Regions from separate parts of the Homo sapiens genome. Here region 1 is linked to region 2. Evidence: chromatin loops called from intact Hi-C (ENCODE). Cell type or tissue: HepG2. All regions are shown on one strand. Each heading gives the region's core, and the rest is flanking DNA. Links, peaks and the distances in the headings are about the cores only.

Region 1 (9,905 bases), core at 1,185-9,184, 180 kb before region 2:
TGCTAGGGAGCTCTCCATGTACCAAGGAAAAGCCATGTGAGGGCACAGCAAGAAGGGGCCATCTACAAACCAGAAAGAGAGCCTCACCAGAAACTAAATCAGCCAGAACCTTGATGTGGGCCTTCTAGCCTCCAGAACAATGAAAAAATACTTTTTTGTTGTTTAAGCCATCTAGTCTACAGTATTTTGTTATGCCAGCCAAGCTGACTAAGGCAGAGACCAATGGTGGGGTTAAAGAAGAGGTGAAGAGAAGCTAAATGCCTCGTGTTTCTAGTTCAATCATATTAGCTTCATGTTTATTTGTTTTATAATTGTTGTTTATTGTATTTGATATCAGATTTTCCCCGACAAAAGAAAAAAGAGTTCTAAATCATCAACTAGCACCCCTGAAGAAACAGAATGTCAAAAGCATCTAAATACTAAATAATTTATGTTTCCTACTCAAATATTACTGATTTTCCTTCATGCCACCATTTTTATGCATTGTTTGACATTTTATTTTAAAATAAATTTTAAACTCACAGGAAGGTTTTTAAATAGTTACATAAAACTCACACTCATAGCTATATTCAACAACTATCAACATTTTGCCAAAATTTCTCACACATACTCTATTTCTATTCCTCTTCTCCCTTCCCTCTCTCTTTACACATATAAAATAATATAGACACAGAAATCTAAATCTTTGGGATTAAATGCAGATATCGTACTTCCATATCTCCTAAATACTTAAACATGTATTACAGCAAAACAAAGGCATTCTCTCTTTAATCACCTTCACAACATTTTTTGAACTTTCTTTTTTCTTTCTGTACTTCTTGCCCATAACTTATCTTGATTGCATTTGGTTACTTTTTTCATATTCATAAATACATACTAGTATTCTGAATGAGATAAGCTAGGTAGAAAGGGGAAAGACTGTTGTTTCTAGAAGAAACTGTTGAATTCAGTTGCCATGGTGGGATTATGAAAACGGTTTTGATAAAAATTCAAGCAGAAATAAACATGCATGATCTTCTCCATTTAGAATTGTACAAAAAGCCATGTATACTGTCTGCTTTGAGATGAAACAATAGTCTTGTGCATTGTCATGTCAAACACAAATAACTCTTTATTCTATTTTGTTTTTCTTGTTTTGCCTTGTAGTCCTGCATGAAAGATATCCAAAAACTGATCTTCACTGAAAAACAACACTAAAATCAAGCAGAAGATTGCTTTTGGCAAAACATATTGAGCTGGTAAAACACTAATTAGTATATTTGAGTCTAGGCCTCAGGACATTTTCTTCAAATGTTTTCATTTTTATTCATAATTTATAATGTAATTCTCTTTTATTTTGAAATACACACTTGTTTTGGAGGAAAACTCTGGCAATATACCAAGGAAGAAGTTATATCTAAATGATTTAAATAGTGTTTGCTAAGCATCTTTGGTAACTGTTTTTCTCCCTTAGAACTATAAAATCTAACAAACATAATTTATGGAGATGTTTAGTCTTGAACAGAGATGTTATAGTTTTGAACCGGATTAAATTTCAAAAGTACCTTTCTATATCTTGAGACTTTTTGGTAATATAAATCAAAATAAAACATCCATAAAACATAAAATTCTGTTTCTTTCATCTCTTAAGTTTCTGTGCTCTAATAAACTGTTAGGGGTGTTTGTACACCAACTGTACACACATTTACTCATGGATACAATGAGAAGCTGAGAATTTTTGAGTTGCACAATTAGGATGCAAGAAGATTCTTCAAATACTTCGTCATAGTCCAAAGACTGAGGAATGCATACTATCTCAAAGAGAAAAAATAAATAAGGCTCACTTATCTTTCAAATTAGATTGACAGGCTATTAGCATAAGTAAAATTGTGTCATATTAATTATTGATCTGTAGGATGTTAGAGATTGTGCTAGAAAACTTAATGTGAGGACATGATACTCTTACTCACGCCTGGAGAGTTAGCAGTAATGTTAGTGTTATCCTGGCCAACTCTGTCTTTTTTCATCCTAAATCATTTTCCCATCAACCACTGATGAGAAATTCTGCTAATGAAGACATATTCCTTTGTGTAAAACCCACACATGAACGAGATCATGATTTTTATGCAATCAGTATTAGTCACCACAGAATAGTCTTGCAATAAATGTTGTTTAAATGTTTCTGAATATAGAAAAAAGAGACAAAAGTCAGTAAGCAGATGACGAAGTCCTACTTATAGAGACTAAACCTTTTGGGCTTCATGATGGCGTTTCTGCCTTATAGAGTTATTATGTGAAGCTACTCCAACGTAAAGGAATACAAAAATTAACACATCACATAGAACATGGTATGTCCTCAATAAATTGAACTGCCTTTCCCCTCACACATGTCCTTTATATCTCCCACACCAAAGTGGCCAAATGGGACACTGTTCTATATAAATACATATACATATATATATGTACATTTATATATATATATATACACATTTTTATATATATACATATATATAAAAGAGCCTTGTATGGTGGCTCACACCTATAATCCCAGAACTTTGGGAGGCCAAGACTGGAGGGTCCCTTGAGCCCAGGAGTTTGAGACTAGACTGGGCAACATAGGGAGTCCCCATCTTCTCTCTTAAACAATTTAAAAATCAGTCAGGCATGGTGCCGTGCACCTGTGGTTCCAGTGACTCAGAAGGCTGAGGTGGGAGGATCACTTATGCCCACGTTGAGGCTCCAGTGAGCTGTCATAGCACCACTGCACTCCAGCCTGAGCAACAGAGCAAGACCTTGTCTCAAAAGAGAGAAAAAAAATCATCTGTCACTTTTCTATATATGACAGTCCATATACAGTTATCATATATTGACCACTCTAAATCTAGCCTTCAGATAATCTGACTTTGTTTTTAAATATAAATTGTGCATTGGCAAATCTAAATCTACCTTTCAAAGTACATATAGTTTTATTTTTTTAAGACACTATCTGATTATTAACAAATTTGAACAAATTTGTCATGTGGCTGAGGATGAGGGGCTGGGAGAGGGGAGTGGAACTGCCCCTACACCAGATCATTTGATAGTATTTGTGAACAAAGATCAATGTCAAGTAAAAGGACCTTTTTCTCCACCTGGTCTATAAAGGACCCACCAAGGCACCTGAAATTCCCTTGCTCCTGTGGGACACTAGGAGCTGCTGTCCTCTTTCCTACTTCAAAGCCCCCTCCACCTGTTTCCTCTGGGATAGGGGTAGAATTGCCATAATGTTAAGCAGCAAAGGAATTGTCCAAAATAATCCCCTCTTCATGTAAGGTGGCCAAAACAGGCCCAAAACTCATTGACCAGGCTGCAAGGGGGAGGTAGAAACACATGCTCTGTTATCCCTGCTCTGTGTAAATTAGGTAACCTGATGATGAAGTTAAGAGATTGGGAGCTGCCTGCATCACTACCTCTGCCCATTGGAGAGGTTGGAGCTCAAGGGAGCAGCTGCTGACTGAGAAAGAACAAATGCCCCACTGGATTCCCCAGTAATCAGTAATTGGTATGTGAGTATTGATCCCCTCCACTGAAGCTGATTCCTGGTACGTCCAGGGGCTCTCATTCACCCAATGGATGGTCCAGTCCTGAAGGACACTACCTCCTTTCACTCCCAAATTAAGGAAGGATTAGCATTTTTCAGATATCAGAAATTTAACTCTCCTGATAGTCTCTAAGTCTATTGTTCTACTTCCAGACATTATACCTCTAATTGCCTTTTTATAAACACTCACTATTAATTAAAATGGGGGCTGTCTATAGTTGTTCAATCATTGGCCAATTTTTTGGAGTTCTGTTAATCCTAAAGCTTCCAACAATCTCTGCTACAATATAAAAATGTTTAAATATTTTGAAGGTGGCAGTGTCTAATAAATATCTAATAATTGATTTAGTACTTTCAGATAAATTCAATAAAATAATTCTTGCATTATGTCTACTAGAATAATTTTATTATAGTTATAATAATTCTTAAATACTAGCCTTTCGAAGGCATGTGATCTTCACATCATATTTTGTTGCTGTCTCTTCCATAACGGTATGATGTTTTAACATATTTGTGTGATAAATAAAATTTAATTTTTTAGATGAGAAAATCTGGTGTCAACATATATTTCACTGAAACAATGGCTGAAATTTCACCTGAAACAATATATTAAAATGATATCTGTTGAGTGTATCCTTTCTAAATTCAAATATTAAAACCACTATTGCAACTTGTTAAAATGTAAAAGTAACTCAGATTATAGAAAGAATTCACTAAATGATGCTCTAGTAACTTACTAAAGACATTTTTAATGAAGTCAATCAATATTTTCACTTATCTTTATGAGAGTTCCAAAAAGCTAGCATAATGAGCTTTTCACAATATATATTTTGTTTCATTATGCATAATATCACCTTAATGTTTGTGGGAATTTAGTGTTTCAACCATTCCTCTTACTATGTGTTGCTGTTTAGAAATGTTTCTAAATTTTAAGTTAGTTAAAGATCAGTGATTTAAAAGGAGCAATTCTGCCACCTTGTGTTCTGTAAAACCAGGATAGCTGCTTGCTTCCGGGAAATCGCCAGTACTTTCTTATCAAACTTGAAAGCTGTAACTCTGAATCAGAATTCTAGAATGATAATCAGCTGTGCCCGTCCCCCTGTTTATTTTCTTCCAAGTTTGCATGTACTGATCATGGAAGCTGGTTACTTAAGCTGTACCTGTGCCAGAGTTAGGACTCATTCCTCAGGATTTCTACTAAGGTTTGTAAAGCCAAACAACAAAACTTTAATTGCAACCATATGTCACTCTGTTTAAATTTTATTTATATATATATATATATATATATATATATATTTCAAATTTAGGATATATGTGTACATCAGAATTACTGAAATGCTAGTTGATACTCAGCTATACAGGTTATATTATACTGTTTCAAAACAATAATAAGAACAACACAAAATAAGCTTACAATGTTTAAAAACATACAACTTTTAAGAGGTAAGAAAAGTTGCTTGTGGTTTTTTGAAGTCAGATAATTAATAGAAGAAAACTTTCAAACTTTTGGTAAAATACAACTTTTAATCAGAAGATTAGAAATTAAACAGAAAAGGACCTACCGCTAATAAGGAAATAATCATTAACCTATTGATGTGTCTCTTTCTTATAACGGAAAGTGCTAGGAATACACAATACATTGTTTAAAGTTTTGCAATTTATCATTCTTCCCTAGAAAGGCAGAAGATGAAATGCCATCAAAAGCCTCAACTTCTGAGTCTGTCCTTCTCTTGTAACTTGGATTACTGAACTCTTTGTATCATCTGTTCCCTTTGTGGATTTATTTTCAAGAGAAAAATATACGTTAGTCTTCACAGGACTAAACTTTTTAAGTCTACGAAAAGGCTTCATCAGAAATTTATATACTTAGTGGTTGGAGTGAAGAGAGAGACCATCATTTTAATCAGATTCTCAAAGGCATCTATGTCCCCACCTTCCCAAAAGGATAAAAATTACCATAAAAAGTCTCTGATTTGAATTACACAACTCTATTCCCTATGAGTAAATCATAAAATTTAGGTGGCATGTTACTGCCATCTTGTGTCTAGTGAGTATCTCTTTCAGTTTCCATTAAGTGTGCTAGTTGGAGTGATCAATAAAGAAACATTCTAAATTCAACCTGTAGGATTCTGCAGGGACTTACATGAACAAAACATGGAAAAACAATGAACTTCAAGCTATAGGTCCCTTAAAGCATTATTAGAATTATTGTCTAAAAGAGTTTTAATAAATTATAGGGCTGCTCATGATTAAAGATTTCTCCTTAATAGTTTTAGTCTTAAACAACTCATACTTAGAGCAGGAATTAGAATTGGCAGGAATCTCATAAGAAAGGACACCTAGATAATAATTTTTCTGCAACCGAAGGCAAGGAAATATCACTAATTCATTGAGATGTTGCAATTAGTTTTTAAATCTTGGATTCTTAAGGTGAATTTCTCCAAGTTTCTGAGTATTCCACCCAACATGTGCCAAACTTCAAAACTTTCTAAAGTTTAGGCATTTCAACTTGAAAAAAAAATTTTAAAGCACAAACATAAAAGGAAAATGCTGTGATGTATTACACAAAATCAGAATAATTTTTCAGCATTGTGATTTTTAGTTATCTGGCCAAACTGTCTGTGTTGATTTCACATACAATTTAAGAACTAAAATTGCTTTTTGAACACTTATGTATAAAAAGTGATTGTAATTCTAAAATAATCCAGAAATTTAAGAAATGGAGGATTAGTTACAGACATCAGAAAGAAAACACAAAAGTTCCAATGCTAACCAGCCAGTCCAGCATGAACTTTTGAATATTATCAACTTCCCAACTGCATGGGAAGATGATTGGAGAGAGCTGGCAACTGCTTTTGAGTAATAAGTATATTTTGGAGCTCAATGGAAAGAAGAACTATTAATTTTCTTTCTCACTAGTGTGACTACAAAATTCTTAGTTGTAGAGGCATTCGCAGATATTATGAGGGTATTTCTAGCTAACAAATAATTTCTAGTTTAGAGGGAATTCAAAGTAACCCTTTGGTTAAAAGAGGATTTGGAAGCTGGTCTTGAAGCTGATTTTGAATAGCAGGGACACTGATCTGGTGACTTTGTGGGGAGAGCATCACTTAATACTGCTTTTGATAGATTGAAAACTGCTCTTTGAGAGAGGAAGAATTTGATCTCATGATATAGCACTTCAGTAAAAAAAAAAAAAGCAGAAATAAGTAGTATAAAAATAAGCACCAATAAAGTTACCTTTTCAGGAGAAATTTTCTTCATATTATATTTTTATCTGGTTGGGGGGGTTGGGGGTTGGAGACAGATGAGTTTAATTCAAATTCTCCAACTGACAAGCATTACTCATATTATCTGGATCAACTCACGTTGTTTGAGTCTTTGATCATACAGCTGGCTTCCTAAACATGACAGGATTTCCTAAGACTCCTAAGATATACTTCTAACAGGACCCTCAGTTAAAACAAATCATGCACGTTTCCAGGATCTGTTTCTGAGCCACTCAGATTCTTCTATTAACAAGCATATCTGAAGTCAGTGCCCTATACCCATTTTTAGACTCTCTTACCCGAGGGCAGCCTACCTCTCTGAATTGGCAGAACTATTGTTAGCATACTGCATTGTTCTGGGTTTGCCCATCTGATATGCCTATCCCAGAGGAAGAGCTGCAGGAACTGATAGAAGTTTGGAGAGCCATGTTTCCTTCCACTCCATGCTTCTTGACCAATTAAAACAAAGCGCAGAAGCGGAAAAATCAGTAATCACATTACAAAAGAACACAGGCATAAAAATCTTTCATTTTGGACAGTGGAAACTCAATTTTGCTATATCTTCCTCAAAATTTGCTTAGAAATGACCACAGGAAAAAAAAAACAACAACAAAAACACAGAACCAGAAAAGACCTCATAAGGACATGTGAGGGGCTTCCGGCCAGTTTTATGTGCCCCTTGTGTCTCTGGCCACACCTGACTGAGAGCATAGATGTTCTCTTTGGCAATCTTTCCTGCTCTTTCACTCCAGTGGCAGCTGGTCTCCCCACTTCTCTTTGTGTTTACCCGATTCTATAGCTGCAGCATTCCCCCTTCTCTCACTGACATTGGCTGGACTTTGACTTGAAACTTGTTCTGTGCTTGTAGTGACCTCTGATGTTGACCTGTTACTATCTTCCACTAAAATGCTTCCCAATGAGCTTCCAGTCCCTGCTGGCACTTCTTTAGCCCTAAGGGGCGAGGATCCCTTCTTAATACCAGTACCTCCCTAGTATCAGCACCCTGAACACCAACCCATTACAAAAAATGATGAACTTCTCAACGACATTTCTAGCTTCCTCTCTTGAAAACTTTTGGAATGTTTTTCCAAGGGCTTGACCGGGGTACATTGACCAACACCACAAAGTGTTACAACGAGAGTACCCATTCCTCCACTCCCAGTGTTATCCTGTGGCCAGGATCAAGTCTAGGCAGCTCAGTTACTTTCCCACTCAAGATAAGCTCCCTTCTCATCCAAAGCACCTTGGAGAAATTGAAATAACCTTTGACCCCACCCTGGGTGGAGGTGTCTTAAGCCTGCCTTCTAGATAAAAATGCTAGTTCCAGTGTTTTCTGCAACATTTCTCCTAGGGGAGTCATTAATTTTTCATGAAGATCGTAGTGGCTTTTATTCCTAAGCTGAAATCAATAAAGTTAATATGTAAAACAAGCCTGTCCCGTGGGATATTTGTGTCACTTAAAATGCGGAACTACAAGCATGACTGGTAAAATTGGAATTTTTCCTAAATTTTTAAAGTTGAAATAAGGAGTAGTTTCTGTTTAACTATGTTTCATATTCATTCCAAATTAGTGAAATGCACATAAATATTTTCTAAGCACTCTGTATTTTTTTAAAAAATTTCTTTTGTTGTTACTTATTTACCCCAAAATCACATTTTATGACTTCAAATCATCTTCATTCTTTAAAGCTGTCATGGATTTGGCTCTTTCAGATTGATCTCAATATATTTCTGACTGTGGTAACGTCAAAAGCCAATATCGATTTCTTTCAAAAAATACTGAAGAAAACACTCTCTATTCCAATAAAATAATTTTTAAAAATCATTTCTCTCTTAAACTAGTGTATTTTTAAAGAAGAATTTAAATAAAAAGCAAGGCAAGCATTTCTACCCTTGTATATGACTACAATTCAAAAGCTTCGACAAAGTTGAAATTTTCTTATTGTCATTTGTCAGAATATATCTTGCAAAACAGATTTATTAGTATTTACCATCCATACGTTTAATTCTGTGTGAGAGTATGTATGTACTTTGGCAGTGCGGTGGAGTATTTGCATGCTTTAGGAATTTTTGAAAGGAAGCCCCAGGAAGCAGGATAGTTGATTTCCTTGACATAATCAGCTAAATGCCCATCATCAGCCACTTGTCTATAGATAAAGTAAGGAACCTAAGTGTGTTTTGAAGAGCATTAGAAGGGGGGAGGTACCTATCTATATTTCAATCCATATTTTTCACTGTCATATAATCCAACCCCACAAACATATTCAATTGGTTTAATATCCATGGAGATATTTTCATAGTTCTACAACCATCCTTTGTCTTGTTCACATTTGAATTAAGCGTTTTCCTGAGTAAATTTCAAGGATAGAGTTTGAGAAATTTCAGGAACTCCTTTAGAACTGCCAAATAGAAAGTTTCTCATGTAGACAAATCATTTTTTACAATAATACAATACAGTAATAAGAAAGAAAAATCACATAAATTACTAAAATCTATAATATCTATAATAGTAGAAAACTTGATGGTTACGAAGCAACTTTTTTTTTTTTTTTTTTTGAGACGGAGTCTCACTCTATCACCCAGACTGGAGTGTAGTGGCGCAATCTCAACTCACTGCAAACTCCGCCTCCCAGGTTCATGCCATTCTCCTGCCTCAGCCTCCTGAGTAGCTGGGACTGCAGGCGCCTGCCACCACTCTCAGCTAATTTTTTGTATTTTTTTGTAGAGATGGGGTTTTACCATGTTAGCCAGGATGGTTTTGACCTCCTGACCTCGTGATCCACCCGCCTTGGCCTCCCAAAGTGCTGGGATTACAGTCATGAGTCACCGCGCACGGCCAGCGTTTTTGAAATTAATTCAAATTTCTGAAAATCTGACCAAATGAATATTTTTCTTTCTTATATATTATACGTGTTATATACTATATATATTTAAAATGCCAGTTTGAATAATTGGCTTCTTTGCATTAGATAGACATTTAAAATAAAAAAAAGAAATTGATTAAGATAAGTAAATAAACCAGTCTTTCCGATAACGCTACAAATTTATTCTAAGTTTTACTCAGAATAACAAATACT
Region 2 (9,905 bases), core at 599-8,598:
GTTGGAATGGGAAATTGTTTGCCTTAGAATCCAAGTACTGACTGGGCAGCTTCCTTTATCTCTTCCTCTAAAAGTCAATGTATAATGGAATCATTACCACTCATGCTTAGATGTGAACAGCGTGTTCAATTTAATATTCCATTCTAGTAAATACAGTGAATACCTGTTATTCCTCTTCCTGTCCACACCCTTCCCAAGGACCCATAAAAACGGGAGGGGACAGGTGGGGTTTTCCCTTTTCATAAATCAAGTTTCCTGGAGTTTTCTATTGTTTCAACTGGGATTGGTCTATTAATAAGCAATTAATATCCTGAAACTATCATCCCTTTATGGAAATTTCCATATTCTTTCTGATAAATAGAAATAGTTTTCCAAATGTATTAAAGGGAAGCAGGAACATCCCTACCCACTTGTCCTTGTACAGGAACATCTAGGTCATAATCTCTTTTAATTCTGATTTTTTAAAAAATCCATTCAATATAAATAGCAACTGCTTCATATTGGCTAAGACTAGGAAATTTCTCAGACAAAATACTATTAATTTTGCATCTTATTAACTGGATATTATTCTCATGCTTTAACTGCTGCCTGTTTGTGGAAACTTAAGTATATGTTAATTATGCTAAATATAATAATTAGAAAAATGAACTAGCTAAATAAAATTCTCAGTAAGCTGGCTAGAAGGAATAGAGAAAAAGAGGAGCAGCCAGGAATGTGGAAGGTAGACAGTATTCTGTAAACATCTGTCTCAGTACAGAAGCGAAATCATTATAGCTATAGCTCTGGCTTCCCTTAAGCTCCAGAAGCTTGGCAAAAAAAAAAAAAAAAAAAAAATCCTAAATATACAGTTTTTCTCCTATGAACATATTTTTAAGGTACAAATTTTCATTTCTGTAAAAGCCCTTTGAGATTTTATAAAACTGTATCTTTTGCTATTTAGGTGATCTCATCTTGTTCCATGACTACCTCAGACTGGACTTCTCCCTTTGCTCCCCCAAAGTCAACTGGACACCTTTGCTCAGGTGTTTCTGAAGTAACAGAACCTCATCTGTCTAAATTGAAGAAATTCGTCCGTAAATTGAGCAAAATGGAACAGGCATCTGAAATTTCTAAATATGCAATATTTTATGCCTGTTCAATAAATATGTTTAACAAGTGAATGCAAAAACAGGATATGCTACTTAAAAATCTAAATGGGCCTAGGGAAATTCACACCTTAATTAATTTTATTCAAATGATTGCTTGCTTCTTTGTTTTTCCTAAAGTCATGAGTAGTTATTAGGCTGAAAAAATTAATATTAAATACCTTTATTACAATCAGAATGTGTTCCTATTGCATCATTTTCTCCTAAAACTTTAATGTGTCTTCTTGTCTCCTTCTTCCCATCCTTATTTGCCTTTTATTTTTATTTTTTATTTTCTTTCTTATCCAGGAATTTTAAGGATCAATTAATTGAAAAGATATGACTAGCTATCTAAATAGATTTTTTATTATCAAAAACAAATATGAACTTTTAGTCATTTAAAAATCAAAATAATATATCAGAAAATAGGCATTTTTGCAAGTGGGCTTTTTTTGCCACCAGGTTTATGGTTTTACTGCTTCCAACCTACCAGTTTATAGAGATAATATTCACTTAAAGCAATTTCATAATACTGTCAATGGTTTGCATTTTTTACACTCTACCTAACCATAACAGTATCTGTATAACATTGTAGTTTAGCATTGTTACTGGTTAAATTCCAAGCTAAGAACTTGATTAGAATAAGACACCTCTGATCCTTGAATCAACCCTTTTCATACAGTCTATTTTTAGAACAAGTTATGTAGTGTGTGGTGTGTCCAATAGGGTGAACGTGATGAAATGTATAAAACCTTACAAGTAAGAATGAAGCCCATTAGTCAAATTGTGCTTTTAATCTGTAAAGGCATTACATCATAAGTCATTTAGAGGAAAGGGTAGAGTTTCCTCTTGAATTCATTACAGCATGAAAAGTAACATTTAGAAGGTAGAGTTTACAAAATGAAATTGTACCTCTCAGGTAGAAGCAATTTTCCCATGAGAAAGTACACCTTCTACTTAAAAAGAGACCAACTGTATTATTTCTCTATTCCATCATGTATAAGTGACTGGAAACTTCTGAGCTCACTAGTAAACTTTCTAGAACTCTCAATGCAAAGAAAATGAGGCAGTGCAAATCAGGGCTCTATAAAAATACAGCAAAGAGAGGCCATTTCATTTGAGGAAATGTTATATGTAGATATTTTTAACTTGAGTCTAGAAAATTTTCTAGAAGTATAAATATGTAGCTTAAATATGTTTCTTAAAGATCACTGGATAACTAAAACTGATGGCTTGCCTCACATCCTTGTTTTAAGATTCACCTGCTTAATACCCAGGAACTCCTGAAATTTAAATACTTGATTAAACATTAAGACACCTGAAAATTAAAAGTTTAATGTAATCATCTGACCTCAAATTATGCCAAAAATAAAACTGCTCCTTTTCTAAAATGATTAATAAAAAAGATGGCAATGAAAAATTGTAACACAAAAAGCAGATGGGTATCGATTCACTTCTCTTCCAAACAAAGTCTTTGCAACTCAGCTTTCTCATTGTAAATGTAGAGTTTTACAAATCCTTACCTACTTTTCAAATTTAACTGGAAAATAAATTGAAATGATGTATGTGAAAGTATTAAAACTATGAGCCATATCAGTGCAATATGATGAAGAGTTGAGGTAATTTGAAAATATTTAGCCTGGAGAAAAGAAGACTCACATGAAATAGGATAGATGTCTTAAGATACTTCAAAGGCTGAACCATGGAAGGGATTAGAACTATTCAAAATGACCTGCAAAACACACATACACACACGCACACACACACACGCACACACCAATAGATAGAAGTAACAGAAAAATAGATTTGGGCTCAATAAAAGAAAATACGTTTCTAATAGAGTTTTTAGAAGCTATGAGCTTTGCCACACTAGAAATGCTCCAACGGAAGTAGAAGACATTATTATACTAATGCTGAGGGGATAGTTCATATCTCAAACTGGCAACTGAGCTATATGATCTGTAAAATCCCTTCCAGAGTCAAGAATCTAGTATTTGAAACATATAGAGTATAATTGTTATTGTTTTTATTGTATTGTTATTTTCAATATTCTCTTCATAAGTGTCTAATGTACCTTAAGCATCGGCTTCATAAAGCTATAAGATCCTCTCACAGAGGCAAGATTCTTATACCTTTGTCATCTCTACAATTTGGAGAAAGTAAAAGGCAGAAGTGTCAGGAGTGAGCATACCAGGAAATACATCCAACCAAGCAAATATGCAACAGGCTGGAAGAGAGACAGGTAGGAGAGGCACAAAGACAAGGTTAAGGAGTTATCTAATGGCATTACTTTCCCTGGGACTAGTTCTGTGTCTGCACACAATGGAGAAATAGATGTTTTGTATAATTTCAGTTTAGCCAAACTGATAGGATCCATGATGCTAAGATCTTTATATACAGCTATGAGTAAATAAAATGTGCATAAAGAATTGATTATCAAAGTAATTTATTATAATTATTAAGAATAGAAACATGTATCACTTAATTAATTAGATTACATATAGTCTAGTTAACTCAGACCTTATCCTTTTCTTTTCTTCAATATCAATGTTCTTGTTGTTGTTTTGCCATGATTACCCAGATAATTTCCTCAAAGCTCTGTATCTTTGCCTTTCTGGAAACACGCTGGGCATGCTCTGAACACAATGCTAAGTCTCAGAAAATGTTCTAAAAACTTTGCCAGCCCATTTGCCTAGGAAGTCTGGAACTGCCTGTTAGGCCAAATCCTTCAGTATCAAATTTAAAGCATCCCCAATATTAAATCAAAGGGACATCAAATTTTATTTAATAAATATGATAAGGTGTTTTGTCGCTCAGAGTTGGAACTATAAAGATAAACATCATCAATGAGATACTGTGGTCCAACAGACCTATTTTCAATCTCTCTGACTCCCATTCCAAAATATGTAAGTACACTTATCTACTTGCCTCAGATGAATCCAGATGAATCCAAGTAATTCATCCAAGATGAATCCAAGTAATTCATCCAAGATGAATCTTTTTAAAGAAATTTCACAAATAAGGTAAATATTAGTTCTAAAACCCCATTAAATAGAATATTAAATTGACTGATACATTTGAGTGTGGAGCAAATGACAATTTTAAAAAGTTGATTAAATGTAAAGGAATACATACAATCAAATAAAGAAATTAATTTCAAGTATCATTTCTTAAATTAGCATATAATTATACATAGCTGAAAAGTCCATTTAAAATAAATATGGCAACATAGTTAAGTTGTGGCTTGCCTAAAGCTGAGAATCATTAGTGTTCAGACATCTGACAAGAAATGGAAACTCTGGTGAAATCCAAAGTTCTTGAAGTATTCAAAAAAAAGTCACTCTGTTATAAAAACAGCACTGTTTCATTCCTCAACCTCTTTTTTTTTCTTTTTAGCCACTAGAACCCACTAAAATAATTGTTAAGGTTATAAATCATTTCAACAGAAAGCAAAAGCTCAGAAAAATCAAACATTTAGCTGGCTGGAAATCACACACTAAACGAGAAGTTAAAACTAAACTTTTGAATTTATAAGATGATAACAGTTATTTGTGTTTTATTCAAGTCTGAAAATATTTAATTTGTTGCAACTAAATAGAGTTCAGATGAAGACAGATAAGTAAAAATTCGCTTCTTTCCTGGTAGTGCAAAATGATAATGAAAACACAAAATGTTTGAAATCAGCTGAAACATAACACCAGGAAAGAACACGCGTACACAATTCTTTACTTGCCTTGTTTCATCTTCTCTCTCTCTCCTTCATGAATCTCCATCCTTTTAAGATGGAGAAGACAAGAAAGAGTGAGTTGGAGGGGAGGGTAAGAGGAGGTAGTCAGAACTGCTACTAAAGAAAAGCTTGGGCAGGAGAGAAAACATTGAAGCAAGATTCTTCAATCTCAGCCTGCTCCTTTATGAAACATATATATATATATATATATAATCTGAGTCAATAATGGTATGTATCCAATTTGGAAGCATAATTTCTATTATGCCTAAGAGCATGGCCAATTTCCTGGGTGTTACACTTGGGTAGTTGCACAGGGCAACTACAGAAAGGGCCAGGCTCTTGGTCTAATGCTTTGCTGTAGTCATCTTGACATTTTAAGAATCTCACCTTTGAGCCTGTGTTTCATACATTTAGTCCACAGGGACAATGAAACATGTACGTGAGCAGGGGACATACCCTGGAAAGCAGCCAGGGCACGCAGGGACTCAGGCCCTGTTACTGCTAGCAGTCAGCAGCAGGGAGCATTTGGCCTGGTCAACCACTGCACACACCTGGGGCAGTCTTGGGCACCTTGCAGCCTCAAGGGGGCAGCCTAGCTAAGACTCTGGCCCAGATTGTCACTGACAATGGCGGCAGTATCAAAAGCAGTAGTAGTGAGAGTAACAGCTGCAGCCCTACAGGAAAAGAGAATCTCCCAAGGGGAAAGGACCCTCAGAATGAGAGACCAGCTGGCCTGGCTATCCTGCAACCAATTTCTGCAGTATCTGTGCAAATACCCACTCCCTGGCCTACGAGCAGGGACAGGAACTTCCAGTGCTCAGGCAGTATATTTTATCAGTAAGCGATTACACTTTAAAAGCAGGCACATGGACACTGCAATAAAATAAATTAGGGAGCTATTAGGATTTTTCAGAGTTTCGGATCTCTGGTTTAAAATCTGCTAGAATATTGCAAAGTAAATATCCATAGGCTTAGAAGAAGAAACTAAAAATTGTTGCAATTGATGGAAAAGAGCATTCTTTTCATGTGATACTTCAGATAAATTATTAGTGAGAATGAAAATTTTAAATCTAATTTAACTTGTAACTGAAGATAAAGTGATAGAATGTATAAACAAATATATCCAATTCTAAACAAATCATGAACCACTTTCAGTTTCTTGTATGACCTCCCTAAAATACAGAAATGTCAGAGGAAACATTAAATGCCACTATATAAATGTGCATTTAATTCATATTTCTACAAAACTGATTTGTATGAAAAGTTAAATCTTTTTGAAAAAACCGTTCCCCGAGATTCTTTAGCTCTAGATGTACTAAAATTTATATTTTGAAATAATTTATCAGAAAATAAATTCATTAAAAGTATAAATTGTGTTGTACCAATAAATAAATTCCCAGATAAGCAAGCCAGAAAAATTATGCAATGAATCATTATATCCCACCAATAAAGTTTTATAACATATTCTGTTGTCACCAAAAATATTACTGTTTGCATTTATAAGTTTATGTTTACTCATTTATTACTATTGCCCTTATTGCATGTTATAAATAAAATATTTTTACATGAAAAGGCTTTATATTAAGGTTTTGGTCCAGTTTTGCTAAAATATAAATTCCAAAACCCTATGCTGAATTAAGTGTGAATCCACTGTTATGCCAACCATTCGAATCAGAATCACCTGGAATTCTTATTAAATATACAAATCCCTTGGCCTCACCCCAAACCTATTCTGTCAAACCCCCTTGGGAAGGCAGGGCTGCAGGGAAACATGAGCATTTGCCTTTATAATGAGCTCCCAAAGTTCCTTTAACCACACTTCCTTTATTTGCTTTTTGAAGAAAGGGCACTGCGTGTTAATTTTGCATTTTCCCCCACAAATTATGTAGCAGGCTCCACCTGAGAGGAAGTAAACTTTGAGATCATTTTATGACTGAGAAGACTGAAATCCATGAGGGTTGAATGGCTCAGCCGTGATTTCAAAGCTAGCTATGGAGAACAAATTTCTAGACTTTGAATTTGAGAGGATAGAGCCTGGAGCTGATCAAGAACCCACTTAGAAACCTCCAAATTATTAGAAGATATGGATCTGCTCCTTAGAGCTAACTTTCCTGGGTAATCAAGACCACAGGGAAACAGAGACGCAGCTGAGGGTGCACAGTAAGCAGCCAGAGCATAGAAAACAAAGAAGGGGATGCTCTGCCAGCCTGCCATCCAATAGGGAAATGAGTCATTGGACTTAGCCAGATCTACTGATCCTTTTCTTTTCAGTGAACACTTGCAAAAACAAATCTCAAGCAAGAATGGATCAAATAAACGTTTTCTTTAAACACTTTCATGGTAAGGGTGTGGTGAAATTGTAATCCTTGTGGATCGTTGGTGAGAATGTAACATGCTGCAGCCACCATAGAAAACAGTTCAGAGTCTCCACATAGAATTACCACATGATCCAGCAATTCCATGACTAGACATAGACCCCAAAGAATTAAAACAGAGGCTCAAACAGACCAATGTTTGTAGCAGTATTATTCACAATAGCCAGTTAGAAACCCAAGTATCTATCAACAGACGAATGAATAAACAACACGCGGTATACACATAAAATGAAGTATTATCTAGCCACGTACAAGAATGAAATCCTGATGCATGTTACAATATAGATAACTTTGAAAGCATTATGCTAAATGAGATGGCAGACACAATATTGTATAACTTCATTCATATGAGGTACCTAGAATGGTGAAATTCACAAAGACAGAAAGTAGAATGGAGGTTACCACAGGCTGAAGTGGGGGGAATGGGGATTTATTGTTTAATGCGTACAGAATTTCAGTTGTGATCATGAAAAAGCTCCGGAAATAGAGACCAGTGATTATCACACACCATGGTAAATGTACATATTGTCACTGAATTATACATTTAAACATGGTTAAAATGGTAAGTTTTATGTTATATGCATTTCACTACAGTAAAAAATAAACTATGATAAGATATAAATAATTTTTTTAAAAAACTCTAGGCCCCTACAAAACATATTGTCTGGGTTCCAGATTATTTTCATTTCCTTATCAATTTAATATCTCAGAAATTAAAATCAAAGTTCTAAAAATATCCCCAATCTTTATTGACATTTGAGTGCCCAAAGGCAATGGTAAATCCAATTTATAGTAGAACTGATTTGAAGAATATTATGAACAAATGAGAAATGTGAGAACATTTAACTGTCTCAGAATCATTGAATTTTAGAGTTAGAGAGAACTTCAGATATCTTGTTCAATGTTTTCCAAAATGTATTTCACTGACCACTCATCCCACAATATATTCCATCATAAAAGGGTTCTATGCCAAGTCATCATAAAGAGACTACACTTTATTTTTTTATTATTTATTTATTTTTTTGAAACAGGGTCTTACTCTGTTGCCCAGGCTGGAGTGCAGTGGCCCCATCATGGCTCACTGCAGCCTTGACCTCCCTGGGCTCAGGTGATTCTCCTGCCTCAGCCTCCCAAGTAGCTGGGACCACAGGCATGCGCCACCATACCCAGCTAATTTCTGGGCCTGGGTTGGCTTCTCTCTAGCTATTTGACTTTAGGTGAATCACCCCAACCTTCTGATTTCCAGTTTTCTCATTAGCAAAATGAATGGGTTGAATTAGATCAATGTTTCCTCCAAAAGGACCTGTGATTAAATGAGTTTGGGGGGAAAGGAGGTAAAAATAAGCAGTGGTCTATACTGCGTTGATTCTGAAACCATTTCCACAGAGTCATCCACCACAGATTTACCCAGTATATTTGGAGAGAGGGGGGTTTGTCACGTTGCCCAGACTGGTCTCAAACTCCTGGGCTCAAGCTATTTGCCCTCCTGTAGACATCAGCAAATCAGCCCTGTGCATTTTAAATAAACCAGACCTGTTTTGCATGCCAGTGATTCTCAAATTGTAAAGAACACAGTAATCACCTGGGGGTCTTGCAGAAGTGCAGATTCTGATTAAGAAGGTCTGGGTGGAATCCAGGAATTAGCATTTTTAACAAGCTCTCAGGGCTGCTGCCGCTGTTGGTCCTGGATCATATATTCTGAGACAAGGCTAGAGAAGGCACTGCAACCTCGGACAGCACAGGGGTGAGAGTGTGCAGGTAGGTAGGGCCATACCAGTTGTGAAAATATTGACATACTTCCATGCTGACTGATAAGTAACCACTGAAGGAGCATCCAGACTCCCCAGGATCCAGAAACAAATACCAGATTCCACTTGGGGGTGATATGGTTTGGCTGTGTCCCCACCCAAATCTCACCTTGAACTGTAATAATCCCCATGTGTGAAGGGTGGGGCCAGGTGGAGATAATTGAATCATGGGGGTGGTTTCCCCCATACTCTTCTCGTGGTAGTGAATAAGTCTCATGAGATCTGATGATTTTATAAGTGGGAGTTCCACTACACAAGCCCTTCTTCTTGCTACCATGTAAGACATGACTTTCCTCCTCCTTCACTTCTGCCATGATTGTGAGGCCTTCCCGGTCATGTAGAACTGTGAGAATTAAACCTCTTTCCTTTATAAATTACCCAGTCTTGGGTGTGTCTTTATCAGCAGCATGAGAACAGACTAGTAGAGGGGGTCTCAGAGCCACTTCAGAGTTGCAGCCAGCATTCATTCTGATTGGTCAATGACAGGCTGAACAGTTGTTTACTGTTTAAAGTAGGTTACCCTGGAAAAGGTCTTACCAGACAGGCAGCTCCCAGTAAATCTGTGGTGGATGACTCTGTGGAAATGGTTTCAGAATCAATGCAGTATAGACCCCTGCTTATCTTTACCTCCTTTTCCCCCAGACTCATTTAATCACAGGTCCTTTTGGAGGAAACATTGATCTAATTCAACCCATTCATTTTGCTAATGAGAAAACTGGAAATCAGAAGGTTGGGGTGATTCACCTAAAGTCATATAGCTAGAGAGAAGCCAACACAGGCCCAGAAATCTGTTCTTCTCACTCTCACAGTCATGCCCAATTGAGTTTTCCTAATATATAAGATGGTTTAGTTCAGCAATTGTAGAAGAGGG

Evidence for each region. Peaks named below come from ENCODE experiments on the same cell type or tissue, not always from the same donor. Only the 100,000 strongest peaks of a DNase experiment are listed, where the experiment ranks them.
Region 1: a loop joins it to region 2, with 31 times the contacts of the local background. A loop is called at or near these places in 17 of 110 quality-filtered maps.

What each region holds. Positions count from the first base shown.
Region 1 is chr21:28,331,915-28,341,819 of GRCh38, forward strand. No RefSeq gene overlaps it. Among named protein-coding and RNA genes, the nearest start is that of LINC01695, 110 kb to the left of the region's middle. In HepG2, for the core only: CTCF peaks have their summits at 4,546 (motif pointing left) and 5,612 (motif pointing left); a DNase peak (open chromatin) is centred at 5,587.
Region 2 is chr21:28,511,746-28,521,650 of GRCh38, forward strand. No RefSeq gene overlaps it. Among named protein-coding and RNA genes, the nearest start is that of LINC00161, 23 kb to the right of the region's middle. In HepG2, for the core only: a CTCF peak has its summit at 5,435 (motif pointing right); a DNase peak (open chromatin) is centred at 5,426.